6 separate regions of the Homo sapiens genome follow, and all the other regions are linked to region 4. The links are chromatin loops, found by intact Hi-C in ENCODE. Cell type or tissue: A673. All regions are shown on one strand. Region 1 has its middle 180 kb from the start of LINC01811. Region 2 has its middle 85 kb from the start of PDCD6IP. Region 3 has its middle 410 kb from the start of LINC01811. Region 4 overlaps LINC01811 (long intergenic non-protein coding RNA 1811). Region 5 has its middle 200 kb from the start of MIR128-2. Region 6 has its middle 52 kb from the start of LINC01811.

Region 1 (5,000 bases), 290 kb after region 4:
GTCCATGCAAAGGACATGAACTCATTCTTTTTTATGGCTGCATGGTATTCCATGGTGTATATGTGCCACATTTTCTTTATCCAGTCTATCATTGATAACCATTTGGGTTGGGTTGTAACAATAGCAAAGACTTGGAACCAACCCAAATACTCATCAATGATAGACTGGATAAAGAAAATGTGGGACATATACACCATGGAATACTATATAGCCATAAAAAAGGATGAGTTCATGTCCTTTGCAGGGACATGGAGGAAGCTGGAAACCATCATTCTCAGCAAACTTACACAGGAACAGAAAACCAAGCACTGCATGTTCTCACTCATAAGTGGGAGAACACATGGACACAGGGAGGGGAACATCACACACGGGGGCCTGTCTGGGGATGGGGAGCAAAGGGAGGGAAGTTAGAGGACAGGTCAGTAGGTGTAGCAAACCACCATGGCACACGTATACCTATGTAACAAACCTGCATGTTCTGCACATGTATCCCAGAACTTAAAGTAAAATTTTAAAAAAAGAAATAAAGAGAAAAGATAAGAATGACTCCAAACAGCAGGCACTCTGGAAAGAGAGAACAAAGAACATGGTGGAAAGAAATCATCAATAAAATAATTCAAGGAACTAGCCAGGCACTGAAAGATTCGAGTTTCCAAATTGAAAGGTTCACAAAGTACTCAGCACACAAGAAAACAACTGACCCACACTATGACCCATCATTTAAAAATTGCAGGACTTGGGAAGTAAAGAGAAGAAGTTATACATTCCTGAGCAGGAAAAAAATGCTTCCTGTATACAAAGCATCAAGGATCCAAATAACATTGAACTTCTCAAAAGCACTACCAGACGCTGGAAATCAATGTGCAATGTCATCAGAATTGTGAGGGGAAATAATTTCCAATCAAGAATTTTATATCCAAAGTTATAATTAAGTGTGAAGATAAGGACATTTTCTGTCATATAACACTCTCAGTAAAATATCTATCGTTTCTCAGTAGGATGTGTTCCGCAAAAACAAAAGAGTAGGCCAAGAAAGAGGAAGGCAAGAAAACCCAGAAATGAAAGACATTCTCAGGGTGATAGTGAAGAGAGATCCCAAGACACAACTGTGCAACAATCCTGGAGAACAATGAGCTCAGTGTGGAGCAGGTCAGAAGATATTTCTATGTATATTTCTATATGTATTACATACATATATTACTATGTATGTAAACAGATGTATGGAAAGTAGAATAGAAAGATATATACAAAAAATACACAAAATGGAAGCATATGGGAGGTAGGAAAATTAGATTGAAAATTGGGGATAAAGAGGAAAAATACATTTAAAAATTAAAAAGGGCAGCCATTAGACCAACAATGACATGGTGTCATAAACTGAGAATAATCAACTCAATTTTCTGCACATGAGATACAAACAACCAAATCAACAAAGGCACACATATCTACCTCATAAACTCATCTCTTCCAGTACCACTCTCTCTCACTTACTACTCCCCAGACATGCAGGCCAACTTTCTATTCCTTGAATTCCATGTTCATTACCACCCCCAAAGCCTTTGGACTTCCCATTTCTTCCTGAATTTTTCCTCCCATTGCTGTTTGCATGGTCAACACCTTTTCATCTCTCAAGTCTCAACTCAACATTTTACCACCTCAGAAAAGATTTTCCTTGCCCCGCTATGCAAATTCATCCCTCCAACCCTCTTGTTCCCTATCCACAAGAGCCTGCTTATTCCTTTAATAGCAACTATCAAAATGAAATTTTCATATATTTATTTGCATATTGTTTGCACTTCTCCACTCTAATAATGTAAACTCTATGAGAGCAGAAATCATATCTATTCCATTGCTCCTGTAGCCCTTGGATCTAGAACAGTGCCTGGTACGTTTTCAGTGTTCCATCATTTATTTGGTAATTTAACTGGTCATTGAAAATCAGGCCAGAAACAAAGAGGTCATGGTGTTGAAGTCATCAGTGTGGATGCTAAAAACACTGAGAATGATGGCAGTGTTTAGGAAGTGTTTAGAAGAATAAGAAAGTAACCAAGTACTGAATTCTCCTGTGAATAAGGGGGAGAGATGAGGCAGTCAGTGGACCATACACGAAAGAGTAGAAAAGAATAGCATTACCAGATGTTATAAGCTTGAAAGGGGCAGATTTTGTGGGCTGTAAGGTAAATGCCTGTTTCAAAGCATCAGTGGGGAGCAAAGAGGACACTTATTTCACCTCCTGGCTCTTAGGTAGGTACTGTGTTGGAGACGAAACAGCCTCCATTTGAGACAACCAAGGGAATACCAAGTTCCAATTGGAGAAAGGAAACAGAAAAATTCAGAGACGAGGTTAGAGATGAGTTTCCTGGTGACACTTCACTTTCGGAGGGCATAATGGAAGGTGTGGGTTAGATTAGAACAGCAGTTCCCAATCAGGGGCAATATTGCCCCCCAAATTTGGAAAGGCCTGGAAACATTTTGGTTGTCATAGCTGAGGGCATATTACCAGCACCCAGTGAGTGGAAGTCAGGGATGCTACTAAACATGCACAGGACAGCCTCCCATAACAAAGAGTTAACCAGCCCAAAATGCCAATAGTGCTGGAAACCTTGGGTTAAGAAATCCCGGAATAAGGGAGGAATAGAACCACAGAGTATAAAAGTACAGTTGAGGATAGAATGCCAGAGAGACTCAGGCACTTGACAGTCACTGAGGCAAACTCAGCTGGATGGCATGTTGAGATTAGTTCTAACAGATTCTAACAGGGACTAATAGAATGGGAATAGGAAATCACACCTGTTGAACTCTGGAATTTAACATATAATGGAATGGTAGCTCCATCTAGCGTAAGGGAGATGCTGGGCAGCAGCTCCACAAGACCAGTCCAGTATAACGGAATGCATGGTTGGCATCTCATGGATGTTTGGCTTGGCCAAGATCCCAGGATGCTCCAGGTCTGCAAGCTTGAGTCTCATCTTCTGGGGTATGAGACATCCTTGGAAAACATTAACTTTTAGAGTGCATTGGGCCGTCTTATGTGCCACATTGTTCACTGTTATTTTCTTCAATTACTTCTCTTAACAAAAACGACAAGACAGGAAGGTCTGGGTAAGCTCCATTTTAATGTGACTTTTCTTCAAGGTGCCTATCAGTTAATCAGGAGAAGGATAAGGAAACGTGAAACAAGAGAGACAATATTTATGAAACTCGTATATACAAGGTATTGTTCCAGGTACATAATAGCAAACCCCTGTAAAGGAGGGGTTTGGAAACCCATTGTAGAGATGAGCAACCTGAGGCTGCAGAAATCGTGAGTTTTGTAGAACTCACAACTAGCATAAATTTAAAGTCAAAATTATAACCCAGGCCATTGTAACTTTAAAGCCTTTGGGATTTCTACCCTGATATCCAGCTCTAAGAATCATACTTCACATGTACAGACAAACTAAATAGTGGATGGATGGATGGATGAATGGATGGATAGATAAACACACAGTTGATGCACAAAGCATCTATATGGCTCATTCACATTTTCCCCCCTACCTTGTCCCCTGATTATGGTTTTTTGTTTACTCTGCTTTGTTTTGGCTCAGTTTCTTGAAAATATGATCAACTTTTGATTACCCATGATAAAAAAAAGGGACAGATAATAGAAATAATTGAAAATAGAAGACAATCCAGAAGTAATTTCTATTTAGTCTGGGGAATTTGTTCATGCCCTTTTAAACAGAAGATTTACAAGACTAATTATATTTTACCTTGGCATATATTAAAATTCTTTTTCATTTCTTAAACACATACCAACTGGTGGTGGGTGAGGTAAAGCTAGGCACAAGTTGGATGGCAGGAAAAGGCAAGCTGGGACATAATACTTCAGAGCAGAATAATCACAGGATTTATTACCTTCAAGTGAGTAATGAAAAGTTTATTTATAATCCCAAAAAGAGTTATTTAAATTTAATAAGAAATAATAAGAGATATTTTTCAGAATCTCTTTAGAAAGATTTTGACTCACCTGGTTCCTTAACAGTAAATCCCATGCAATCTTTGAGTGAGCACATGGGATTCTGAAAGAAATCAAGTTGGCTTAAGTTGTTTCCATGGGTTCTCCGCTCATCCTGGCTCAAGCCAACCCCCTAGTGACTCTACTCCCTCCCCCCAAAAAAATGTAAGTCAAAATCCTACAGCTTTTCTACCAGATAGGCCAGCAGATGCAGTAAGATCCTGGGAGGTAAAGGCTTGAAGAGTTTTCTCTTTGTGGACAAACTCTCTGGTGGCTCTGCAGGGGCCCTCAGGGACACTTAAGCAATACTGTAAATGAGGTGCAATTGTGGAACTGAGATGCTGAAAAACAGACAATTTCACCATCAAGTGCTGAAGAATTATGGTTCCCTGGGAAAGCAGCAAGGCTTATCCTCTAGAGAAGGGCAGAAGAGGATCATCTGGATTCTGAGGCTCTTGTGAAGTCCAGTGGGAAGCATGGTAATTGCTCTATTGCCCACACTGCCCCAGGGAACTTTTACCATTCCTTTCCCAGCACCTCTGCTCAGGACACTGAAATTTCCACATCATATCATCACAGCTAGGCCAAGCATCCATGACTTTCCATCAGAACCAGGGAGTGAGGAAAGGAGCTAGTCCCATATGGAGTCTGCTTAGGCCCAGGCACAGTGTTTGGATGCTTGACTTCACACTTACATTCCCGGGTGGTACCTGCCCAGCCCAAGAGCCTGACCATAGTGAAGATTTGCTGAGCATCTCTTATAATTCTGGGTTTTGGCTTTGCAGAGTTAATTTCTTCTTTTTATAGTGGTTGCTTTTAACATGCTTGCATAGCAGGAATGAGCTGACCAAACCTAGAGCAAATATGAGATTATTTTTATCTCCCCTTTCTTCTTGGAGGTAAGATGTGATCTAAAACACTCACTAATTCACTTGCTATCATGATAATGGGAGAAAAAAAATCTTGCCAGGGCCAAGGCAGACAAAGATAAACACTCCAACAG
Region 2 (5,000 bases), 390 kb after region 4:
TTGAAGTTGGCACTACCATGGTGGTCACAGCAAGGATGGCCTCCAAGGAGTCAGAGAGAAGCGCTGCTCCTCCTATCTTGTCACCACTGCCAGAGCCTGCCACCACCAACTGCTGCCCCTACGGCTCCATCACCACCACCAACCAACTATTCCATCATCATTTTCCAACCTACACTACCAACAGCTACCTCCTCATCACTCCACCAACCCTTCATTATCATTCCATCAACAACACCAACACTACCTGTCCATCACTCCACCACCATCACAAACAGCCACCCCAACCGACCTACCACTCCACCAACACCAACCACCCCACCGTACCAACTATGCACCACCCCCAGTCCACATCATTCCACCAACACCACCTGACCATCACTCCATCACCCACTCCACCACCTCACGTCACCCCACCAATGATGACTACCCACGACCACCAGTACACATCATTCCACCAACACCACCATTACCCCAGAAACAACCACAGCACCAACAACTACCTCACTACAACCACCCAGGCATCATCACACCACCCGACCTTCACCCAACCATCACTCCACCACCGTGGTACCACCACAGTCCCACTGCCACTGATCAACTACCTCCACCATCACCCCCACCACCGTACCACCCAGGTTCATCCATTCCCATCCCATCCTCACCCCACTACCCTAGCATGTTGAGGAAACAGGTTCCAGAAGCATGAGACCACTGGTCTAGACTGTCTAGAAGATTCACACAACTCTTGAAATTTGTCATCAGAGAATGTTTAGCAAGTTGTCTAGGACAATAACAGTAATAATAATAGCTCATAATTTTGAGTAATTGCTAATGTGCCGGGGACCATTCTTAGTGCTTTTCATGCATTAACTCATAATAACTTTATGCAGAAAGTACCATTATGGTCCCTACTCTAAAGATGGGAAACTAAAGACAGAGACACTAAGGAACTTGTTTAAAGTCTTGCAGCCATAAGTCATATCTGGGACTTAGCCCAGGCCATCCAGCTCCAGGGCCCATGCTCTGCACCAACTTGTCACACTGTCATCTCACAAAATAAATCCTGGCACTTTAATGAAGAGCAGTTATTAAGTTCACCAGGTTATTGGCAGCACCAGTGCCATAAAGTGAGGCAGGATGCACCAGCAGCCCATGCTCTTGGCTACTATTTGTCTGTCCCATGCACACCATATGCTTAAGGAACAAAGCTGTGATCCTCAGTAACAATGGCCAGGCACGGTGCTAACTGTGTATACTATCTGTTTCCTTACTTCTCACCACAATCTCCTGAGGTAAAAGAATTCCCGTTTTATGTATGAGGAAACTGCGGCTCAGAGAAGATCAACAACTTGCTGGTCACACGGTAGACACACCTGAAAGGACCGTATTCAGAGGGGTTGTATTTACCCAACACGTGCCAAGCATCCTGTGAGCTCTAGGGATCCACAGCACTTACGGCTGGTTCTCTCCTGGCCCCAGCATTTAGGATGGAGCCTGTAAAGCCCTGCTTTCAACAGTGAGTTGTTCAATGTTGCTCATAACTAACATTGGGGGACAAAAAAAACAGGCAACAATCCCTAAAGGCCAGAGAGGCAGACAGTGTAACAAATGTTAATTTTGGAGTCACAAGTAGGTTTGAACTCAGAACTGTGTTCTGTGGCCGCGACTGCGCCCACGTGGACATCTGCTGCATTTACTCCAGCCTGACCTACTTCAGGGCAAGTGAGGGACTGCAGAGCTACTCCTCCGTAGGATGCTGACTTGTGAAAGTGGCTGCCGCCCTTTGCAATTAGACACTCTAAGACCTCAATTCTGTGCACTTAAATATATACGGTGACCTAAGTGCTGATGTGGCCAAACGACAAGGGAACGTGTGAAATTGTTCCCATTAAAATCAGCCCTAGGGGCAACCACTGCATAACCAAGTGGAAGGCCTGGCCAGGTCCTCGGGTTTTTATTATAGGATCACAGCCTCTCTCCACCTCTAAAGCTCTCATTTCCCTCCCTCCCACGCCAACCCTGCCTCTGCCCCCTTCCCACACATACACACAAACAACACATTCTTCTAACAGCCACTGTATTCGTGGAAAACCTTCAGCTGTGTTTCTAACCTGAAGAAGGAACTGTTCCTATGAGAATAAAAAAGGAGGTATCGTCTCTGCTCTACAAGGTTTCAGGGGGCAGGGGGAAGACAGCAAACAAGCTGGGGCACTAAACTTGGCATTCTCATCTAGTGCCTGGGAGACTCACTTTTTCATATCACGTCTTCCTGGGTTCATGAGACAGGGATGCTTCAGCTCTTGGCGGGGTATCCGCTACAGAGCCTCATCACAGCACCCCAATTACACTGCTAACAGTAAAGAAGAAAATTCGAACCAATTTTAGAACGAGTTAAGAGGAAATAAGAAAAATCCCAGCTATGATCTTTCTAAACATAAGTTGTGAAATAGTTCCCTCTTGTGGCTAAACTGGGAATTGCCACTTTATCCTTCCAGTTCTCCAATGTCTAGAAGTTTATCAATTTTTTAGTGTCAGAAGAAGCCTATGGACTTCTTCCGAAATTCATAATTACAAAGAAAACTAATTGCATTTCAATTAATTTATCCAATTATGAAACAAGTGGGGGCTATGCAGATAGATGTTCTTTTTTAACACAGTAAATAACAAGACCTAGTGGCAGGTCTAATTACCATAAATTCATGATATGCTCCTTTATGATGGGCATAAATGACATTTTGAGAAATCAGTGGCAGCTGTAACAATATGTGAAAAGCTGAGATTTCTAGAAATAAAGTCTCAGTTTCTGGTAATACTACAAAGGTTGGTTTGTTGCTATTTATAACTGAAGGAAATTCTAAATTTCAAAAGTTAAGCTCTAATCTCCCATTCTAGTTCATTGAGCTGTTGAAGCCTCGGCCTCCCAAAGTGCTGGGATTACAGGTGTGAGCCACCATGCCTGGCCCTCTAGTTCACTGATCCTTTGAATTCTGTTCCTGGGCCCCTTGGGCTTGGTGAAACCCAGCTGTTCTAATCTAGCTTAATTTATTCATTGAGCAGTCTCTCTACACGAGGCGAAGTTACCACTTTCGTAGTATTTCCGGGGAAAAATCCTCCAAGGTGTGTGAGAACTAGGAAATCTGAATTAAATGGTCAACCCAAAACATTGTATCCAGCTGAAGCAAATCCAAAAAAGTCAGGAGCACCAGCTTCTGTCCTGTCTTGGCTGAACATCCCCCTGTTGAAGTGAATTTCAGCAAAATAAAGTGTAGAGAGGACTGGGGGCAGAGGAGGGCCAATAAACCCAGCAAAGTCTCCACAAGCGTGGGGTGGTGGGGGCAGGTTTGCCTGTACTAGGAATAATTAAAACAGCCAAGTGTCTGAGCACCTACCAGGGCCAGTCTGTTCAGCTTTCTACCACTCTCAAGAAGGGATTATTACTCTCATTTCAACAGTGAGGCAATGGAGGCTTAGATGCAAAAGTCTTGCCCAGAGTCATACGGCTGCTTGGTGGTGAGGCCACCACTGCCTCCCAGAAGACCCCATGGGTCCCCACGGCTTGGGGAGAAAAGCCAGTCCACAGGGAGGCTCCCTGTTGTATCCGTGCCTCTGGGAGAGGCAGCGAGTAGGCAAGACTGAAGGTCAGTTGAAGGCCCCACAGCCACAGATAGTGACTCCCACAGCACAGCACCCATGGCCCACAAAGGACGCCCTGGATGGAGCACCCAGACCCCTCTCTATAAGCCTCTAATCTGCCAAGGAATTCCGCATCAAGTCCAAATGTACTCCTTCTCCCTGCTGAGCTATCTAACCCTCATCTGACCACTGCTCTCCTGTGCTTACAATTTCTTGAGGCTTTTTACATTTAATTGAGGTCTCCTGCCTGCTGCCCCTTCTCACCTCTGAACCCCTCAACACATGCCTCTTTGTCTGAAATGCTCCACTGCCCAGCCGGCACAAGCACCACCTTCCCCACTCCACATGAAAGCACACACAGAGAGGGCAGCAGTCTCCCCTAGGAAGGAGCACCAGTGGTGTACTACCAACTACTCTTAGGCCCACCCTGGATTCCTGCCCCCAAGCACTCCTCAGCCATTAACATCAACTGCAAGATTTCTTGATGGCTGAACACCCTGTGAAATGTCCCATGTCTCCCCACATGTCCCAGTGGCCTTGTCAGGACCAATCCCCAAGGACGGTATGCCTGGCTAACCTCACCGTGCCCCCCACCGGTAGGCCCCCGCCTCCCACAAAGGGCAGAGGGTAGACCCTCACTCTTGGGACCCAGAATCAAAAGCCCATTTCCCAGGAGTTTGGGAGGGTCCTTCAGGATAATTAGCTTTGGTGACATGTCAGCATGTGCTGGCCTGAACAGCAAGGCCTGGGTGCGAGCCACCAAAATCAGCTTTTCTCTTTGACTGGTTTCCGTCACCCGTTAGTACCCAGCCTTTACAGCGTCTGTGGTTGGGAGCAGGTGTGAGGGTGAGGGTCTGTCAGATAGAGCTTGGAATGGGATATGCCACTCAGGTTTGTCCACACCGGTTCTGAAGACACAGCCCTGGCTTGTGAAGTCTAGCACTGAGGACGAGCCCCTGCACCCTGTCCTCACTGGGTAGGTGCAGACACTTTTCGGCAGCCCACTGTGTGCTGGTGATGGTTGCAGCATCAAGAAAGCCTACTCTGGAGCTCTGAGTAGTCAGACTCAGCACTGAACCTTCCTGTGCTCTGAAAGCCCTGGGGCCCGAGGGCCTCACCCTTGTGATGTCACTGAGCTCTGCAGTTTCTCAGCCTCTGATCTGGTGCATCTCAAAAATGGGCCCCAGGGATCAAATAAGCGTCTTCTGACACTAAAAAGTTGATTAACTTCTGGTGCATCTCAGAAATGGGCCCCAGCAAGACTCGAATGCTCTTCTACTGGGGCCAAGTGGGAGCTTCATTCTCCCCAAAACACCCATTGTTTCCAGTGGGTTCATTTCCACCATGACAAAACAGCCTTCCCCACA
Region 3 (5,000 bases), 290 kb before region 4:
ACAAGCTATACAGAATAGAGGAGTTCAGAACCAGATCATGTATACATATGGTCACGATTTATGTAAAAATGTGACTTTGTAATTTAGTGAGAGAAATACTCATATCAAACAAGGATACAAATTCAGGTAGTCATAACACCTACAAATAATTTTTAAAAATTTAAAAATACAGTAGAAAAATGGGAAAAAGTCTCAAACAGGAACTTCACAAATAAAAGAGTATCCAATTATTCAATAAATAAGCATAAACACGTTCAATCTGTTGAGTAATATCAAAGAAAAATTGCACCTAATGGAGTCACACAGGAAAGGAAGACTCTATTCAAGACTTGCAAGATGGGTGAGAGATGAAACTCAACTCCTCTGAAACTAAAGGCTGCACACTTTTCAAGCACTGAGGTGAGCTAGGGGAAAAGTGCTGGAGGACATTAGTGGGGAGAGGAGTCCATGTGATTAGGTCATCTGTGTTTGCTAATTAGCACTTTACCTTCCCTCAGAAATTGGGAGATAGAGGCCTCATTGTTCCTCACTGTTCTTAATGATTACATTTTAAAGATATGGCTCCCAGATCCTTGAGGAAGACATTTCTAGGTTTTAAGACTGGTAAGAGACAGGAAGAAGTTGTACATCTTAAAGAGGGAGAAAAATGTTCCAAGAAAAAGCAGTTCTGGGGCCTAAGACCAGGAAGAAATCTGTCAAAAGTTTAAGTCAGCTCAGGGGAATGAAAAAGCTATCTTGGTCAGTCATTAAGGAAATGAAAAATTAAAACTACAGTGATGTTTTATTACTACTTCATTAGAAAGATTAAAATTTATTTTAATAAAGGGCTGGAAACATCAAGTGTCAGTGAGAATATGAAGCAACTGAAATGCTTCAAAACTGTTGATCAAAGTATGAAACAACAAAAGCATTTTGGGAAAGTATTTGGAAGTATCTACTAAAACTGAACATCCCTATATACTATGACTCAGCTGTGTATTTTTAAATATATTTTAGGTGTATACTAAGTAAATATATGTATGTGTCAGAAGCATTTGAACAAAAGCAATTCCATCTTGAATAGGGGCTGGGTAAAATAAAGCTGACACCTACTGGGCTGCATTCCCAGGAGGGTAAGTGTTCTTAGTCACAGGATGAGATAGGAGGTCGGCACAAGATACAGGTCACAAAGGTTTTGCTGATAAAACAAGACAGAGCAAAAAGCCGGCCAAAACCCACCAAAACCACGATGGCAACAAAAGTGACCACTGGTTGTCTTCACTGCTCATTATATATTAACTATAATTCATTAGCGTGCTAAAAGACACTCCCACCAGCACCACGACAGTTTACAAATGCCACGGTAATGTCCAGAAGTTACCCTATATTATCTAAAGTGGGAAGGAACCCTTGTTTCTGGGAAATCCCTGCCCCTTTCCCAGAAAATCCATGAATAATCCACCCCTCATTTAGCATATAATGAAGAAATAACTAAATATACTTAGTTGAGCATCCCATGCCCTGCTCTGCCTATGGAGTAGCCATTCTTTTATTCCTTTACTTTCCTAATAAACTTGCTTTCCCTTTACTGTATGGGCTCACCTTGAATTCTTTCTTGCATGAGGTTCAAGAACCCTCTCTTGAGGTCTGCATTGGGACCCCCTTTCCAGTAACTTATGTATGTACACATTTTTTTTGTTTTTTTTTTTTTTTTGGAGACAGAGTTTTGCTCTTGTCCCCCAGGCTGGAGCGCAATGGCGCAATCTCGGCTCACTGCAACCTCCGCCTCCCAGGTTTAAGCGATTCTCCTGCCTCAGCCTCCAGAGTACCTGGAATTACAGGCATGTGCCACCAGGCCCAGCTAATTTTTGTATTTTTAGTAGAGAAGGGGTTTCACCATGTTGGCCAGAATAGTCTCGATCTTCTGATCTGCCTGCCTCAGCCTCCCAAAGTGCTGGGATTACAGGCATGAGCCACCGCACTCGGCCATATATATGTTTTTATATATATATATATATGTTTATAACAGGTTTTGTTCATAATAGCCAAAAACTTGAAACAACTTATATATTTATCAATAGTTGAATGGTAGCTAAATTGTGGATTTCTGTAAGAAAATATAATACAGTAATGTAAATAAGTGAATTACCTAAACATAATATTGAAGGAAATAAAGCAAGACACAAGAGAGTATATGCTATGATTCCATTTATGTGAAGTTAATAAAGAGTCAAAACTAATGTATGGTATAATAAACACACTTTAATAAGGATGAAGGGTCATGACCAAAATGGGCCTAAGAGAGGCCATTATGTTCTTCTAATATTCTATTCTTGATCTGGCTTTTTAAAAAAAATCACTAAATGTGTTTACAATTTGTGAAAATTTACCCTTATGAATTGTGCACTTTTCTGTATATATGTGATAGCACAAAAATGAAGCTAGAGAAGTTTAAGAGAGCTCCAAATGATTGGTAGAAGTTGGTGAGTCTTAAGGAATTCCTACTCCTACACTGGAAAAAAAAAAATGCACGTAAACTAAAAGTAGGGAGGCCTGTTGTTAACTAGGGACATTCTGGACCCAAATGTTATGTGAAAACAGCCAAAGGCTGTCAGCTCATTTTTATCACAGACAGGCAGGCAGGCCATTTGTGTATAAAAAAGCACAGTCCTTGAATAATCATCACATTTCCTTGTTTTACAAATGTAGAACTATCACTCCAACAGTGAAGGTGATGACAGCAGTCACTTTTGTTACTGTTGTTGTTTTATTGTAGGCAATCTAAAATTAGAGCAAATAACTTGCTGGAGTTGGTGGTTATTGAATTTTCCCACTTTATTTTAAGCTATAACATTACAGGGGACATTGAGTACTTCCTAATTTTCCTTGCAAATGCCCCCAGCAAAACAGAACTGAAGATTTTTTTTCTATCTACAAAGAAAGAATATTAGCCTGGAGTCAGACAGTTATGGGTTCAAATACACATATTTAACCTTGTTACATGATGTGTAGTAAGAAAAATAATATTTTGAGCAATGATTTTCTTAATAGGGGGATAAAACCACCTCTTTTCCAGATTAATGTCAGTTTTAAAGTAATATTATATTTTCACAATCTCGGCCATGACCCTAACTACACCTCAGCAGTGGTAGAGTAATTGTTGAAAGCAAGAAGGTGGGAATGTCTTTTGTTATCCTTCAATAGATAAGATGTCAATTCTTAAATATGTCTTGTGTGTGTGCTTTTCGTTACTCCAATTAGTATTTATAATGTGAGTGAAGCTGCATTCTTGAGACCTGAAGTGGCAGTTACAACTAAATCATGACCTTCCTTCAGTTTTATACTTCAATTACACTTTATATGGAGGATATAATTTCACATTTGGTAACACTTGGGAGATTAACCAACACACTCATTTATGATACTTTACTCATCCAAACTCACATCCTGCTATTAAGTTGTAGGTACAAATTCACCAGGAACCCAATTCTTATCCAACCATTCGTTCACTTATTTAACACACATGCTATGTAGACAACATACTGTGTTGGGCACTTTGGCATGTATTATTTCATTTAGATTTCTACCACCAACTTCAGAACTTCATTAGTAGCATTAGAGTAAAATAATAATAAGCTAAAGATTACTGAATAATTTGAAAATGATCAAGATGAACTAACATTCCCTTCAACTTGATTAAACTTTAGACAAGTTTCTTCCTGGTTTTAGGTCCCAGAACCACTTTTTCTTTAGGCCCCAGAACAGTTCTCCTTCTTTAAGAATTACATTTTCTTCCTGTCTTTTGCCAGTTTTAAAACCCAGAAATGTCTTTCTCAAGGACCTGGGAGCCATCCCTTTGAAATGCAATCATCAAGAAAGATGGAGCCTCTATCTCCTATAGTTTCTGTGGGAGGGTAGAATCCTAACTCCCCTAAGTGCCAATTAGCAAATACAGATGACCTAATCATATGGACCTCGCTCCCCACTAATGTCTTCCAGCACTTTTCCACTAGCTCACCCCAGTGCTTGAAAACTGTCCAGCCTTTAGTTTCAGAGGAGTTGAATTTCATCTCTCTCCCCTATTGCAATAGTCTTGAATAAAGTCTTCTTGCCTGTTTGACTCCATTAGATGCAATTTTTCTTTGGCATTACTAAAGAGATTGAACATGTTTATGTTTATTTATTAAACACTGATACTCTTACTTGTGAAGTTTCTGTTTAAGACTTTTTCCCACTTTTCTAATGTATTTTTCTTTTTTGTTATGATTTATAGGCATTATTATTGCCTGGATTTGAGTCCTTTGATAAATGTATTTTTCCAGGCATTGTGAAGTAAAATGAAGGCCTTTCTAGAATCAGTAGCAGCCATTTGTCTCTGGTTGTTAGGCGTCTCTCACAGGAATGGGCAGCTGCCAAACCTCATGGGACCTGGCAGTTTTGAACCTATTCTACGAGGGTCTGAGTTGAGTCTTTGATCCTGCAGCTAATATCTACTCTCCCACTTTCCTTGTGTCATGAGATCATTCTCATTTTCTCAATGTGGATTTTCATAACATCTTAACTCAGCAACCATTCACCCAGTCTACAATCACTGTCAATTGCATTATTCTTGATTTATATGAGTCCTAGCACATCAGCTCAGGCCCAAAACTCTATCGCTGAAGTAAGCATTTGTTTGTTGCAGGGAAACTGTTTTTCATCTGAGCCATAGTGACCAAGAGTAATTACAACATATATTTATTTTAGTGCATGGAGCCAGACTCAAATCATGACTTCTCATATAGATGTAATTAATGAAGAATAAGGTCATTTACCTAAAATCTGGTGGGAAGGTAAGTAAAAAACAGAAGTAGTCATTATATAAAAAAGAAGTATTAATATAAACTGTCCTTTAACATACAAAAAGTTGTTCAACTTATAATAAAAAGGAATACAAACCAAAACTAAGTTGGGAAATCACTTCTCACCTATTAACTTGGCAAAAAGTCAAGTGATTAACAAGCACAATTCACTCAGTTGGT
Region 4 (5,000 bases):
CACTAGATTATAGGGAAATAGTTACTTGGCTCATCATCTCTCCTTTAGAGAAAGCCAGGTATGATCAGAGAGCATTTCCTAACCCGGAGCATCGGTGGTCTGGGTGCAGGGGATTAACCGCATTCAGAGAGGAAAAGATGAAGCAAGAGCCATGAGTAAGCCCAGGTGCTGCTGAGAAAAGTTCTTTCCCCATGTCCCAGCTTTGAGCTCCATGAGAGAGGTCACCTAGCACAGACAGAGGAGCTGGTGGCAAAAACAATGCTGTTTTTCACCCACTCCTCTTCTTTTCTTCTCAGAAATGCAGCTAGACATTTCCAGGCATACCCTGCAGCTAGGTGGAGACATGTGATTGAGTTCTGTGTGGGCAGAATTTATATAAACCACCTCTAGGTGGGATCCATAAGGCCACCTTCACAATCCTCTACACACCTTCTCTCTTTGTCTCCAAGCCAGAGGATCCAGTGGAGATCTGAGGATAGAAGAATCCTGTGTTCCTGAATGACTGCATGGAGCAGTACGTTACCATCCTGGCACCTGCACCGGACTATGACATGAATGAGGATAAACCTATACTTTGTTAAGCCAGGGATATTTGAGAGTTGTATATTATAGCACCTAGCACACCCAAATGCAGACCTTCACTCTTTATAATTTCACCACTTAGACAGGGGTTTTGGCCTCTTTAGCCTTTCTTTTCACCCCTCTGATGAGCCCTTGTTGTCTTTCCATTGCTCATTAGCACTCCTACCACAGCCTGTGCTGAGAAAATTAAAGAAGATGAAATTTAAATCAGTCAATTTTTTCCTTGTTAGCAGCTCTGGTCCTAAGAGAAAACAAAGAAAAAAATATTAAAAATTCAATGGAATCAGAGAGGAGGTTGAAATTGTTGCTGAAGATGAGGCTTGAAAATTATCTGTAGATTTCAGTTTTCTGTTTCTCTTCCCTTAATTAATCAACAGCTGATTATGTTACCAGGTAGCACAGTGTGAGGGTCACTGCTTTCTGAACATTTGTCTATGCTCCTTCTGGGCAGTCTGAGTCTTCATCCCCCATGAAACCTCTCCAAGATGAATGTTGACAGCCACCAATCATGGGAAGATGTCTCCACATGTCACTTCTGCCTCAGCTTCAAAGCAAAGTATCATATGATGCCATCAATGACAGAGTGCTAGAAATCATACTCAGTCATTTTGCATAGAAGTAAACCAGAAACCCAGAGAGGAAAATTGATTTTCTCACAGTCATACAGCAATGTCTAAGACCAGGTCTCCTGCTTCCCAAGTTAAATGTTGAAAATATAATTTCAACTGTTTATTCAAAATGTTTAATTTCAAATTTTGAAAATAAAATTTCAAAACCTGTGGAAAAGATGAGAAAATAAATTTACTGTGTATTAAATGGCAAACAAAGAATACACTAAAATATCAGAGAAGGTCTGGAAAAGGGCCAGGCATCTCTGCAAATAGCATTGTTCAGATATCCGGGAAGGAAGGAAGGAAGGAAGAAAGGAAGGAAGGAAGGAAGGAAGGAAAGGAGGGAGGGAGGGAGGGAGGGAGGAAGGAAAGGAGGGAGGGAGGGAGGGAGGAAAAAGAAGGGCAAGAACATTCTGTTTCCCAAAACAGCTACCCCCTGTAAAGTCCCGGCCCCTGTGTTGGCTCCCCTGTGGCCTTCAGCAGCAGTACCATGAGAATGTCCTCCTCCTGTGGACTTTGTGCTGAATCTAGAGCATGAGAGCAGGGCCAGGTTATGCTGTGTGGGTTTGACTGTCCCCAGTGTTATTATCCACATGGAAATTGGCATCAAGTGCATCTTGAGCCAGAAATGACACTCCAGAAGCAGCATCTACAGGATACATATGGACGGAGGACCCCACACTTCACTCTAAAGTGGGGAGTTTAAATTATTTAAATTTAAATTTAATCATTTAAATAAAATCCACCCTAAAGACAGCCCTGATTAGGAATCATATCTGAGGGTGCCAATGGGTTCAATTTAACTGACCAAATCTAAGAGTCAAATCCACTAATATTTAGAACCTTTTGCCCAGGACCAGATAATATCACTCAACTCTATCCCACTCATCTTCACATCCAAAAGTGCTAGGCATAAATATTGGAATACTGAGGAAATGACACTCCCAGGCCTCCTTTTACTCCTAGGTTCCATTTTTTTTTTCCAAGAGAAATGTCACTTATCCAGTTTTTAGAAAAGAGTAGGGAAGGAGGATGACTCTTAGTATGGGGCTAAACTAAACAAATTCTGCCTCCTTCAGGGTCCCTTTAGTATCTCCCTGAATCACCAAAATTCTCATTCGCCATCTAGATTCCCAAAGACCCTGGATTCATTTTAGATGGATGGTGCAGATCAAGAGACTTTATGAAGGGACCACTTACAGAGGTGTGGGAAAGGCTAAAGAAATCAACAAGAAGTGTTGTAACATTCAGAGACTAGCAAAGCAGAACACCACTACAAACCCCTAGGGCTGTCAAGGCGAGAGATGAAAATTGTGTTACTGGAGCTCAGTGAGAGCTGGGTTGGGGAAGGGCCACACAATAGGAGGTATGGCCATGGAGTGCACAGCTACATCCAGATGCTTGAGAGCGGAGGCAAGAAGAAGGCAGAAAAAAATAATCTGGCCTTTCCCTCCTCCTGTTCTCCAGGACAGGGTTTACCCATTGTCCCCACCTAACTGGAAGCCAAAGGGCATGGGAGCCCACTAAGACAGTTTATGTAGATCAGCATCCCAGGGCAGAGAGCAATACAGAGAAGAGGGGACAATGTGGGAGGGTAAAAAGAACCATCTGAGATCCCTACCTCTTTGTGCCTCCCAGGCTCATTGCTTCCCTTTCCAAAGTCTTCCAGATCCAAAATTACCTGTTTCTACTTCTCCAATTTAAAACTCACTTTCCCCTTAAAGTGGAGGACCCCAGCTATCTTGAAGAAGAAAGTAACTAATTCAGGCTAAGATACGAGAATGCTTTGTTGCATATTTCAAATACAATTCTGTTTACCATGTTTTCAAAAACTGTAAATGGAAACCATGGTGCTTTACTGCCATTACTTCAACCTCCAATTCTCGTTATAGACACCAATAATCAATTACAGTTTCCTCTCATACTGAGTCTGAATACAGTATCAGAATCCTTCCCAACACAGTACTCCAAGCAGTCACTACTAATTGACTGCAGTGTGTATTTGAGTTTTTAAGTTTAGACCTACTGGACTTCCTTGCTATAAATAATTGATAGAATTTTAGGTCCGCTGCAGTAAATAATTTAAGATTTTGAATGAGACTTATTTTTTGGATGTACAACTGCTTGAAAAGAGAAGCCCAGTTTCCTAGGACTCCTTGGACAATGACGAATGGGTCATCAGATGAAATTCATGGAGGACATCTTGTTAAGTGTCCTCCTCCCACCATCAGCATTTAATCTTAGAAATGCTTCCTTCACTCACAGCCGCTTATGTCCTCTTTTCCCTCCCTAAACTGGTCTCCTCCTCTCCTCAGGGATTGGACTACAGAAAACTGTGAGGCTTTGATCCAAAATCTCTACATTCCTTTGCCGTTGTCCAAGAAAGCCATCTTCACAACCAGCCTTGCTCTGAGAGATCTAAGTGCCGCTATCTTAGCATCCCCCACTCCTAACAGGACATGAGCAAATAACAAGATGGATAAAACCTCAGGACCAGAGACTGCTTAGCCTCTCCCCAAACTCAGATCTTCCTCCTAGGCCCATGGGTAGAGTTTATCCCCAGCATCTCCTGTCCTGGCATATGACTGAGTGATACCCAACAGAATAGGAGTCGAAGATGTATCCCACACAAAATCATCCAAAGCATAACTCTTTTTCTCACTTTCACAGTCATCTTGGCAGAAGTGTTGAAGACAGCAGAGCCAAGAGAGGAAAGGAAACTGGGCCCCTGAATTGTTACTTAAAGGAGAGTAACCCACCAATGAGGATCATCCATTTGGACTTCACACTTATGAAAAATAATCTTCTGTCTTATTAAGCCTGAGACTAGATGAATCTATCTGTTATCACCACTAATGTATCTTAACTAAAACACACGACCTTCTCAGATACATACATGTCAACCAATTGAATTCTGGCCCTGTATACTCTAATTTCATTATATGCTGACTGGGAAGCACAGTCCACTTATCAGAAATTAAATATTTGAGTAGTTTTAGAGGGGCTTTGCTTTCTGCCATAATTCTTAGGTATCAGACAGCCAACCCAACTGAAAATACACAGATTTTTAAGAGAAGAAAACCCTTTATCCTTGGGATTTTTGTTGCTGTGGCCATTTTGTAAAACGTCCTAATGTTGGTTTCCTCTTCCTTCAGGAAGAGCCTCATTGGTGGGTACCAGTGGCAGGAACGGCAGTAGGCGGAGAAGCAGAATCCATCCTCATCAATTTCAATTTGCATGACCTGGAGGCTCCATCCTCAACTCCCAGAGGGGTGTGTAACCAAGGCCTATGCACTAGACACACTAAGTGCTTCAGTAGGGAAGCTATAAGCTAAGCTGGTTCAATCAGATTGAATCTCAAGACTTGTTGGAAATGCTAAGAGAAACCGTTCCATTTTTCCAACTGGACTGGACCTTAGGATGATGTGGTCCATGGGCCTCTGTACAGAAGTTAAGAACTGAATCAACCCAGATGAAGCAGCACAAAAGAGTGGTCCTGGTAACATTAGTTACTCTAACCCCTGAATCAAGATGAACCTGAAGACTGTGCAGTTATATGCATCAGAACTTCCTTTCTTTGTATCACCAGTTGAAGTTGGGAGTTTTGCTGCCTGCAGCACTGCAACAGAATGACGCTAGCTGACTCAGGTGCCTTCTCCTCTTGACGAACAACCATCCTTTACTCAGCAAGAAGGATGAAGCTGAATGGCTCTTATTCTAATTAGGGTAGCTGAGCAATCTTTAAATTTGACACCTGGAATCTGCATTTGTTATTGTTGCAGAAACATCATAATATTGGGCTTCAGA
Region 5 (5,000 bases), 1.7 Mb before region 4:
AAGCAAATAGAACAAATCTGGAGACATCATACTACCTGACTTCAAACTATGCTGTAAGGTAACCGAAACAGCATGGTACTGGTACAAAAACAGACACATAGACCAATGGAGCATAATAGAGAACCCCAAAATAAAGTCACACACCTTCAACCATCTAATCTTCAACAAAGTCAACCATAACTAACAATGGGGAAAGGACTCCCTGTTCAACAAAGAGATGTCCCTATTCAACACTGCATGTTCTTATTTATAAGTGAGAGCTAAATGTTGAATACACATGTACTCAAAGAAGGGAAAAAATAGACACTGGAGCCTATCTGCGGGCAGAGAGTGGGAGGAGGGTGACGATAGTAAAACTACCTATCAAATATTATGCTCACAATCTGGTTGACAAAATCTTTTGTACACCAAACCCCAGCAACATGCAATTTACCCATGTGACAAACCTGCACATGTACCCCCTGAATGTAAAATAAAAGTTAAAGAATAAAAAATAAATAAATACAAATGACCCCTTTCATCAGGGTTGTGCAACCATCCTGCAGCTGCTGTGAGTGATGACTGCTACATGCTCAGAGACACCCCCTTCTCCAAGGAATTGACCTCAACTAGTGGTTCTCAAATTTTATAATGAATCAGAATCACCTGGGGGGCTTGTTAACCCTCATAGATCTGGACCCCATTCTCAGAGTTTCTCATTCAGTACGTCTGGGGAGATTTCTGAGAACTAGCATTTATAACAAATTCCTAGGTGCTATTGATTCTGCTAGTCTATGGGTCACTTCTTGAGAACCACTCTCCTAGACCAAGCTAAATCCTCCTGACCTAGAGGTCACAGCAACCCCTTTCCATCCCTCCTCTCCATGGAGGATTATACCTGACTGACAGAGGGCAAAAGGATAATTCCCTTACTAAGAGTGAGATCAACTCTGTGGAGCAATGCATGCTTCAGAGCTCCCCATGGTGTCTGGCTGAGGTTAGACCCCACCTGAGACCACAGGCTTGCTCAGCCCCTCCTGTTTCCCTCGCTGCCCTTCTCCAAGGAGAACCATCTTCAATAAACCATGTCTCAGCCTTCACTTCAGAGTAACTCAGCCAAAGACACACACACACACACACACACACACACACACACACACACAGTGGAAATACAGGAAAGAACAAAGAGCAAAGTTATCAACTTTCCCTAGACAGACAGGAATATGAATTTCCTCAAAGGAGGATTTGAAGGAGCTTTCTAGAATGAAGAAAGCCTATTTTCCCTTGAAGTCATGAGCACAGAAAGATGTATCCTGTAAAAATCTTAAAAGTTTATCAGCATCATTTTTAACAAGCCTCGGAAGCCCAGTTGTACCTGAGGCCTGCGAGTACTTGGAATTGCTCTATCTCTAAGGTGCTAGGCTGTCATTTCATCTAATGAGACAATCTGTATTTTCTAGGACTTTACACAGTAAGACTCTATAAATTCTGCATCAGGCAGACTGTGGAGCCATCTCTTAATGGCCCCAACAACTACCATTCCACTGTCTGGAATCTTCCAATATGAGATAATGTTGATAAACTGTACAGCTTTCTGCCAGCAATAAAACCAGAGAGCAAACAGAGTTTAAAGGCTGCAAGTAATTTCATTGCAGGCAAGGCCAGAGGACAGAGAATGGAAAGAATGAAGAGGTCTCAGTGGCCTGTTTCTAGAAATGGGCTATGGGGTACCACATGCCCAACTCTCTTCAATCAGTGTCATCTTTGTAAATCAGAATTAATGGGCTCACCTCTCTTTCTCGAGCAGGTGGCAGTGCCCTCCTTTGTGGGCTGACATGCCTAGAGTAGAGGCTGATGCCATCTGGACTGCTGCCAGGTAATCACATTGTTGCTGAGATTGGACCACAAGGCAATTAGCAGGGCTCTCCACAGTAGCTTTGTGTATGCCACAGCCCTCCTCATCAGTCCCTTCCTCATGCCTGACATGACAATATGCACTTGGCTACAATAATAATGAAGGGATGCAATGGACCAGTCCATCTGGTATGTTAGTAAAAATAAGACCAAGAAGGTCTCTGAATAGGTAACGGCACCAGTCAAAAGTAAAATGATAGTACTTGATGTCCAACGTCTAATTGAATATATTTCTAGATTTACACATTTTTAACAATAGGGGGCGTCAGGTCTCTATGTTGTCTGTGGTATTTATTGTGCTTCTTAAAACCCTGATTCCTTTCTGGCTTCATCACGTAGTTCCACAAGTGAAATTTGCACATGGGTGCTGTTACCAATACCTTTTATTGTCCTTGAGTAAGGTAAATAAAGACAAATCTGGCTGACAAAACCACAGGAGATTTCATGTATAGTATAGTTTCCTCAACACTGTAAGAGCAAGCACATGAAGGATCCCGGTTTATCTTTTAATAATAATTCTGAACAAGCTTATAACAAGAAAAGGAAATGCTCTTCCCACCTCAATTTTATTATTTATTTCTGAAAATAAGAAAATCCTTCATAGTCTGCATTACATTGGGAGAAGGGAATTTTATCTGAAAGTTGATGCAACCCAACTTTCTATTGCGGCTTTTCATCTCAAAGATATTTGCCTGCAGGAGCTTCCTGTTTCTCATCTTCCAAATGCAACATCTATAGCGCCAAATATTTAAATTATATTAATCTTACTTGTACATTGACTGAGAGAGAAATAATTCGAGGCAGTGGAAGCATGTTATTGCTGGATATGAAATGTGGAATGGAACATGCTTTCACTATTAAGTCCTGGAGCCTTTTGACTGATACTTGAATATTGAACTCAGAAAATTCTCAGAAAACATGCAAGAAGGGATAAGAGGCCCATCTAGAAGAAAGTTCCATATTTAACATGTTAGCAGCCTATTTGAAATATAATCTTGGGTAAAGATGCATAACATGTAAAACCTCACTGTCTGCCCATTTTTACACTATTATGTAAATGGCTGATACTTCTTTAAAGAATGAAAACTTTAATACAGTGGAATCAAACTATAATACTGGCCCCATCAAAGGAGGAAGCATTAGTTTACTGGAGTCCTATTTCAAAAAATTCAATTAAAGTCTTTGGCCAAAACAGTTAAGCCCAAAGACAATTTAGTGACCACGAGGAAAAACAGAAGCTGTTCTTCTTAAAAGTTAGTTATTTTTCCCTCCCCACCCTCCTTTTCAAAATCAAACTCCAATTATTTTTTCCTGTAGTTTTTATCTGGCAGGACAGAGACCTCAGAGGTGGAATGACAAGGCCACACTGCTTTCTGGCACACCTAGGTAGGTGAGCAAAGCAGTCTGAACATTCACCTCCTGGGATGAGTGATGAAGTGATGAGTCAAAGTCTTCTCTTTGGAGTGACTTCATTCCCTCAGGTTTGGGTTCTCTGACCTATGAATCCCACAGTGGAAAAAATCAGCTGTCACCACCAACTCTTGACCCGGCTTTCCCCATGCATTTTTTTCTACTTTCTGGATCATTGTATTCAAGTGTTTTTTCTTAATATTACATATCATTTTCTCACAGGCAATCTCTCAGCGCACTAAACATCACTAAAATGTTTATTACAGTAACTTTTCTATCACCATTTTAGGCAGTTTATAGAGGATGACTTGTGCTTTATGTACACTATAAATGTTATATATTTGCTATGAACCCAACAAATTACATTCTAATTTCAAATGTTTACACACAGCAATCCAGAATGTTAAACAATAATTTTCTGCCCTTTGAACAGGAAGTAGAGTCATTATAAAAAGTCTCATCTAAATGGAAAGGATAGGCTTCTGGAATGTTAAAGATTTTGTGTGAGTAATCTCTGAAACAAGTGATGGTTGTAAATGTCATGTAAAAGAATATTCAGCTTGCTTTTGGAAGTCCATTTTGGTTATTTTCTCTAAATATTTTTCATGCTATTTTGTTTTATAAAAGAGTGCCTTTTCAGAAGTGGCTCTTTGCTGAACGAGGAGCATCCCTTCCCCTTTCTGTTAATGGAAGATTTTGCCATCAGCTTGGAAACAGCCAAGCATGTGGTGATTTGTGTCGGGCAAGGTAAATGTTTCTCATCCACATCCCTTCCTAACTTCTGAGTGGGTCTAGGTGAAAAGGACCTGCCATTGTTTTCACCATTTGCAAGGTTCTCTTTATTGGAAAATAGAGAGCTGGTAGAATTTGTGTTGGGGGCGATTCTTCTTTTTGAGAGGATGATAGCATGACTAAAATTATGGAAGCATAAAAGCTGCAGGTTTTCTATAATGGGCACTGCTCAGTATTATTAATAACCATGCACAAGGCACTTTTATGTTGGCAAGTGGCTTCAATCATTTTTATCACGTAATAGCTGCAGAGGTTCAGTGAGCTCTTCAATCTCTTCACAAGATTGGGTCCCAGTAACTTGTAGAGTTTTAAGGCTGGGAGGAAATTCCCAAGACTTATTCAAGAAATATTCTTGAATTATTAATTTAAGAAATATTTTATATGTAAATACATACACATATGCAAGCACACACACACACACACACATGCATGCATCAGTGTATATCCTAGGGATATGACAATGAGATAAACACAGGCCCTGAATTATCTCATTTAATCTTTACCATAATCCCATGAGAAAGACTCTATTATAATAGCCTTTTCAAAGATGAAGAAAATGAGATTTGGAAAAGTTAAGGGATTTATCACTACGATAATAAGTGGCAGAACCTGGACTCAAATCTAAGTGTCTGATTTTAAACCTCACACTCTTTAGGTGAATATATTTGACAAGAGACCACATGTCAGAGTCAGGAGGAGGCTCTGTGCTCTTCCAGATGATCCCTTACCCAGAGACCCAGAGTCAGTACTAGTGATGGAAGTGGAAGCCAGCCTTTTGCAAACATCTGCTAGAGATGAGGTTTCCATGGTCCGCTCTCCAGTGCCTCCCTGCCACCACACATCCTCAGCCAGGCAGACACTACGTGTTCCAGAAAATAAAAACCAAAGGATGGGAAATAAGTCAA
Region 6 (5,000 bases), 170 kb after region 4:
CAAACTCCTGGCCTCAAGTAAACCTCCTGCCTCAGCCTCCCAAAGTGCTGGAATTACAGGTATGAGTCACTGCACCAAGCTGGCAGAAGTAATATTACACAAATTCTGTAATCTAAGCCTTAGAGACCTAACAGTTTCCATTTTCACACTTTTAGGATCCAGCAGCTGTGTTAAAAAAAAAAAAAACAATGAGGAACCATCTGGAGACAGTAAGCCCTAGCCAGCTGCCAGCCATTCTAGACACCTAACAAACTCTCTTTTGCTGGCTTTGATGAAGCAAGGTGATAAATTAAAGAGGACTGCATGACAAGAAACTGAGGGCAGCCTCTGGCCAACTGCCAACAAGAAACTGAGGCTCTCAGTATAACAGCTCAAAAGACTCTGAATCCTGCCATCAGTCACGTTAAGTGAGCTTGGAAGCAGACTTTTCCAGTTGAGCTTTCAGATGAGGACCCAGTCTTGGCTGGTCCTTTGATTATAGTCTCATGAGAGACCATGAAACAGAGGACCCAGTTAAACCAGGCCCAAATTTATGCCCCACAGAATCTGTAAGATAAGAAATATGTGCTCTTTTATGTCAGTAAGCACTAAATAATTAATGCAAGTATATTGGAGTTTGGGGGGTTCTTGCCTAGGTATCAGTAAAATACTACTTTGGATCCTATTCTGTTATTGTGTGTTTAACTTTCTTGAGAAACCAGTGGACATAAGAGGTGATGAAAAAGGAAAGATTTGGCCATCTGTGGATTCTAATATTTTCAAAACTACATCCTAATCGATATTAAATATTACCCATATTTTAGAGTTGAGAAAACAGAGGATCAGAGAGGTTGTTATTTACTCAAGTTTCTCACTTCTACCAGTCTTCTAAGTCCGAATACAGTGCTCCATCCACTCTAACATGGCTGCCAGAATCATATCATTGCTTCAGAATCATTAAGCACAGGCTCTGATTTCAATAATTAAAGTATAAGCAGTCCAAGGGTAGGGCCTACGTCAGAGATGTTTTTGTTCTCCATGGTAGCAGAGGGGTGGTGCTGGATGGTGCTAAGGCACAGGCTGCATTGCCTTCCTAGCACTCCCACAATCTCCATCTTCCAGACAAACTTCTCCAAGGCCACCTAGCAAGATCAATTACAGGAATCCTTCAATCACTATCCAAATAAAGCAGTTCAAATTGAGAGTGTTTTCTGAATATAAAATGATCCAGCTATTTAACATACATTATTTTATGATATTAATAAAATTGAGTGTTCTGAGAAATGCCTTTTAAGTGAACCCAGTCTAAGTCCAAGGTTGTAGAAAGCTTTTAGTTTAAATGAAAATCCACTGGAAATGTAAAACATGTCAGCATTGAGTATCGAAGCGATGTCCAGCAGAATGTGCAGGACCCAGAACCTAGTACCCTTAGTCCATGCATCACTGTGGTCCATTTTGTCCAGTAGAGCTAGATAAACTTCAAAGGCTTCTGGGTGGAGGCTACGGGAAGCAGGGTGGGAAGCACTAAAAACTGAAAGATAACAGCTGCTTGCCTGCAACTAAACTCAAGAAAGGCTACAAGGTAAAAAGAGGAAGAACCGGAATTTCTTTTTTAAGTAAGTTTGAAACTCAGCAATATGTGACTAGCTATGTGACTTTGGGCAAGTCACTCTCCCTCTCCGAATTTAGTTAGGCAGAGATGATAGTACTTACCTCACAAAGCTCTTGGAAAAGCAAGCAAAAAATAGTGGCCAACCATGCTCCGTGAGCTGTGAGATGCTATACATATGTGAGGTATTGTTATCACCCAGAGCAGCAGCTGCTGCTATAGCAGTAGTGATCAAAATAGCAGTGATAAAACAAGGTAATACTCCTTAGTGGAACATTTTATATTTTGCCCACAGTAATGGATGCTCTCTGATTTAACACTGCTTCCTAAGTATCAGACATGAGGCTGCATCAAGATCCAATCAGGGACAGAAATCACACCAGTTACTCAGACAGAGAAAAATTATTATAAAGAATTGCTATCTTGATATAACAGTATTAACTCAGTAACTGAGGTAGCAACTGCAGGAAGCATCTACTGCTCTAAGGTGAACAACATTCATAACTTGCCTAGGACTGAAGAGGTTGCCAGGATACTGGAATTTCAGTTCTCTAAAACCTAGAAAGTCCCAGGAAAACCAGATGAGTTGGTCACCCTATTCAATCCCTAGAGATGGCAGAACACTGGGAAGATATTGGAATTGTTAAAACTTCAGAAGATTGGAGGAGGAGGCCTTCAGAGATGGGACCTAGACCTCTGAGGAGCAGGTGGCAACTGGCTGGTGTCGATGGCTTCATGGAGTTTCCCCAGTGAGGTTGGTTCTGTGAATGCTGGAAAACCTACCAAGTGTATTCAGCTGCTGCTATGGGAATGAGCTGGCTCTGCTAAGGTGAGAAAGCATTGCCAGGGTACTGCACAGAACAGTAAGGAAACAGGAAGAAGCAAATTCCTTCACCCTCTTCTGCCCCCTACTGGCAAAGCTTAACAAGGAACCAGTGGGCAAGGCAGAAATGTGGTTTGCAGAGACCCAGCCCCAGCATCACCGAACAGAGTTCAGGATGTTGGGTTGGAGCTGAGAGATAATAGCTTTATAACTGGCACAGTTAGCAAACACATGTAGGGAAGAAAATATCTATGGTAAAGGATTTAATCAAAGAACTTGCCTTTTTAGAAATTTTTCCCAAACTCCTGAATTCGGTCTACCTAGGAACTCAGAAAGAAGGCAATTCATGCAAAATGCTCTTCTCTCAGCTCCTGCCCTCTGTCCCAAATGACAGTCGGGTCATTTCTCTCCCCTCCCACCATTGTGGCACCCACCAAGGAACAATCTAGGGTGCTAGCAGTCACAGCAGCAGCCCTGACTCTTGGTCATGTGTCCTGGCCTTCTTCCAAGGAGCCATGTAGTCTGCTTTGCAAACTTTTAGACAGCTGAGCTGAGAGGAGCATTAGGCAGCTTTAAAAATTGATATAGTTCATTATTCTTTTATGAGCCAATGCAAATCCAACAGCACAAGGCCAAAGGCATGCACATGGGAGCGGCTATATCACTCTGCCCCATTCCTTGCAGATTTGACTCCCTAAAAGAGGACAAAGAGAGGGCCCAACAAATACCAGACACCACTCACCACCAGAGGAGGCACACTAGACAATAGTAACAAATGCGTGCCCCATTCTTCTGGCTCAGGACAGACAGCAGCAGCCCCCTCATCCTCCTCACCCTGCACCACCCCTACATACACCCCCACCTTTGGTCCAGCAATGGGAGATGAGACAAATAGCCCATAGGTGCAACTCCCATCTCCATCTCTGCTGCCCTGACAGATGGAAAACCTTGTTCCAGGGGTTTCTGTTCACATCTTTCCCAATTTGCACATTATTTGGCCTTATTTTCTCCTTTCCCTGTTTCTGCCCTCTATTCTTCCCTTTTTCCATCTCTTCTATTTTCCTTACTATTTGCTTCATCTCTTTGTCTGTCCATCTTTCCCTTGCTCCCGGGTCCATCTTCCCTCATTCTGTTTGTCTTTTTTCTTTATGTTTGTACATATATCTGTTTACATGTGCGTGTGTGTGTGTTTGTGTGTGAGTGTGTGTTTGAGTGTCCCTGATGGCTTTCTGTCTCCTATGTCCTCTGTGCCTCTCCTCGGTCACCACTTCCAGCTCCAATTTTTCTGGGTAAAAGAAGAGCAAAGTGTTTCTGTGCTCTGGGGAGGGGAGTACTCAACTTTGTCCCCTTTCTGCCTCTGCCAACGCAAAGAGGGAGCTGGGGCAAAGATTAGTTCAATTCAAGATACAAATATTGAGTCCAAGCCATGTGCCAAACAATGAACCACAGATGCATGGTTCAGCTCAGTGCTTGTTTATTAAGATGCCAGGCCACATGCTCATCACCAGGGACTCAAGGAAGAATCAGATGGAGTATATGTGCCACAGACCCCATGGTCTGGTGAGGGGAGCAGACCTGTGAAAGATGCTACATTGAAGACATCTAAATCTTGCTGGGGAAGGGGAAAGAAGTCAGTCAAGAAAGGCTTCTTGGAGAAGGTGATGCTAAATCTCGAAGAATGTGTACATGTTAACTAGATGGAGAAGTGAGAGAAGGGCATCCGAGGTGGAAGGCATATCATGAGCAAGAGCATGGAAGAAAAACAAAAGAGCATGAGGTATACAGAGACCCACAGGCAGTGCAGGGCACTAGAGCACAAAGACTGATGGGAGTGAAGGGAGAAGGGGCTGGATGGCCAGCAAATACTTGGGTCATGCAGAGTCTTATGAGCCAGGCTGTAGAGGATGCTGCCAGCACCCCCCCCCTTCTCCTGGCCCATTTTCTCTCAGCACTCACTATTCTTCCCAAATTCATCTGCCACTTACTGCCTGAAGGCATTCTCTGGCCACTGGAGCTGCTCAGGCCCTCTGCAGGGCAGATCAGAGTGACAGGTAATTAACACTTCTGGGAACACACTCAAGCAATGACCAATGGGAGTTTTTATGGGGGAAACCTGGGTTACCCTTTGGGTAACATCACTGAGGCACGTTCTAAACTGCCTCTCAGAGGCACTCCTCAGGAATAAGCTCCTATTGCCCCTGTGATATTCTGTCACCAGCACACCCTATATTGGCTGCCTTTCCTTCCCTATCTCACATACCCACCCCCTCTCAAGTTTCCTTCATCTCCCAAATAAGCTACTTGCACTTGGTTCTTTGTCTTAGGGTCTGCTTCGGGTACAACCCGACCTAAGACTCAGGCTAATGCAGCGCCTTACAGGAATGAGGGAGCCCATGAACACCTAAGTAGAGGAGTGGCACAGTAAAATCTATATTTTAGAAGGACACTCTGGTGGTTCGTTTGGAGAACAGATATGAGGTTCAAGACAGAGGACAATGTAAAAGTCCAATACAGTCTAGGATAGAGATGGGGAGAGCTCAGTGGGATGATGATAGCAGAGGTAAAGAGCAAGGGTCAGGTTCAGAAACA

The links. Hi-C counts contacts between places; a loop is a spot of excess contacts. Peaks named below come from ENCODE experiments on the same cell type or tissue, not always from the same donor. Only the 100,000 strongest peaks of a DNase experiment are listed, where the experiment ranks them.
Region 1: a loop joins it to region 4, with 15 times the contacts of the local background. A loop is called at or near these places in 8 of 110 quality-filtered maps.
Region 2: a loop joins it to region 4, with 11 times the contacts of the local background. A loop is called at or near these places in 12 of 110 quality-filtered maps.
Region 3: a loop joins it to region 4, with 3 times the contacts of the local background. A loop is called at or near these places in 2 of 110 quality-filtered maps.
Region 5: it touches region 4 in a loop (6-fold over the local background); 3 of 110 quality-filtered maps call a loop at or near these places.
Region 6: it touches region 4 in a loop (8-fold over the local background); 2 of 110 quality-filtered maps call a loop at or near these places.

Annotation. Positions count from the first base shown.
Region 1 is chr3:33,978,334-33,983,333 of GRCh38, reverse strand. No RefSeq gene overlaps it. Among named protein-coding and RNA genes, the nearest start is that of LINC01811, 180 kb to the left of the region's middle. In A673, a CTCF peak has its summit at 2,860 (motif pointing left); a DNase peak (open chromatin) is centred at 2,863; H3K27ac peaks cover 339 bases.
Region 2 is chr3:33,881,089-33,886,088 of GRCh38, reverse strand. No RefSeq gene overlaps it. Among named protein-coding and RNA genes, the nearest start is that of PDCD6IP, 85 kb to the right of the region's middle. In A673, CTCF peaks have their summits at 1,680 and 2,473 (motif pointing left); DNase peaks (open chromatin) are centred at 1,738 and 2,418; H3K4me3 peaks cover 323 bases; H3K27ac peaks cover 2,874 bases.
Region 3 is chr3:34,565,087-34,570,086 of GRCh38, reverse strand. No RefSeq gene overlaps it. Among named protein-coding and RNA genes, the nearest start is that of LINC01811, 410 kb to the right of the region's middle. In A673, no CTCF peak of the experiment used is centred here; no DNase peak of the experiment used is centred here.
Region 4 is chr3:34,272,666-34,277,665 of GRCh38, reverse strand. The region is part of intron 2 of LINC01811 (long intergenic non-protein coding RNA 1811); the gene reads right to left. Among named protein-coding and RNA genes, the nearest start is that of LINC01811, 120 kb to the right of the region's middle. In A673, a CTCF peak has its summit at 2,300; DNase peaks (open chromatin) are centred at 1,135, 1,655 and 2,247; H3K27ac peaks cover 4,939 bases.
Region 5 is chr3:35,943,878-35,948,877 of GRCh38, reverse strand. No RefSeq gene overlaps it. Among named protein-coding and RNA genes, the nearest start is that of MIR128-2, 200 kb to the right of the region's middle. In A673, a CTCF peak has its summit at 2,144; a DNase peak (open chromatin) is centred at 2,187; H3K4me3 peaks cover 461 bases; H3K27ac peaks cover 955 bases.
Region 6 is chr3:34,104,472-34,109,471 of GRCh38, reverse strand. No RefSeq gene overlaps it. Among named protein-coding and RNA genes, the nearest start is that of LINC01811, 52 kb to the left of the region's middle. RefSeq lists an enhancer at 2,229-2,278. In A673, a CTCF peak has its summit at 2,506 (motif pointing left); a DNase peak (open chromatin) is centred at 2,461; H3K27ac peaks cover 2,322 bases.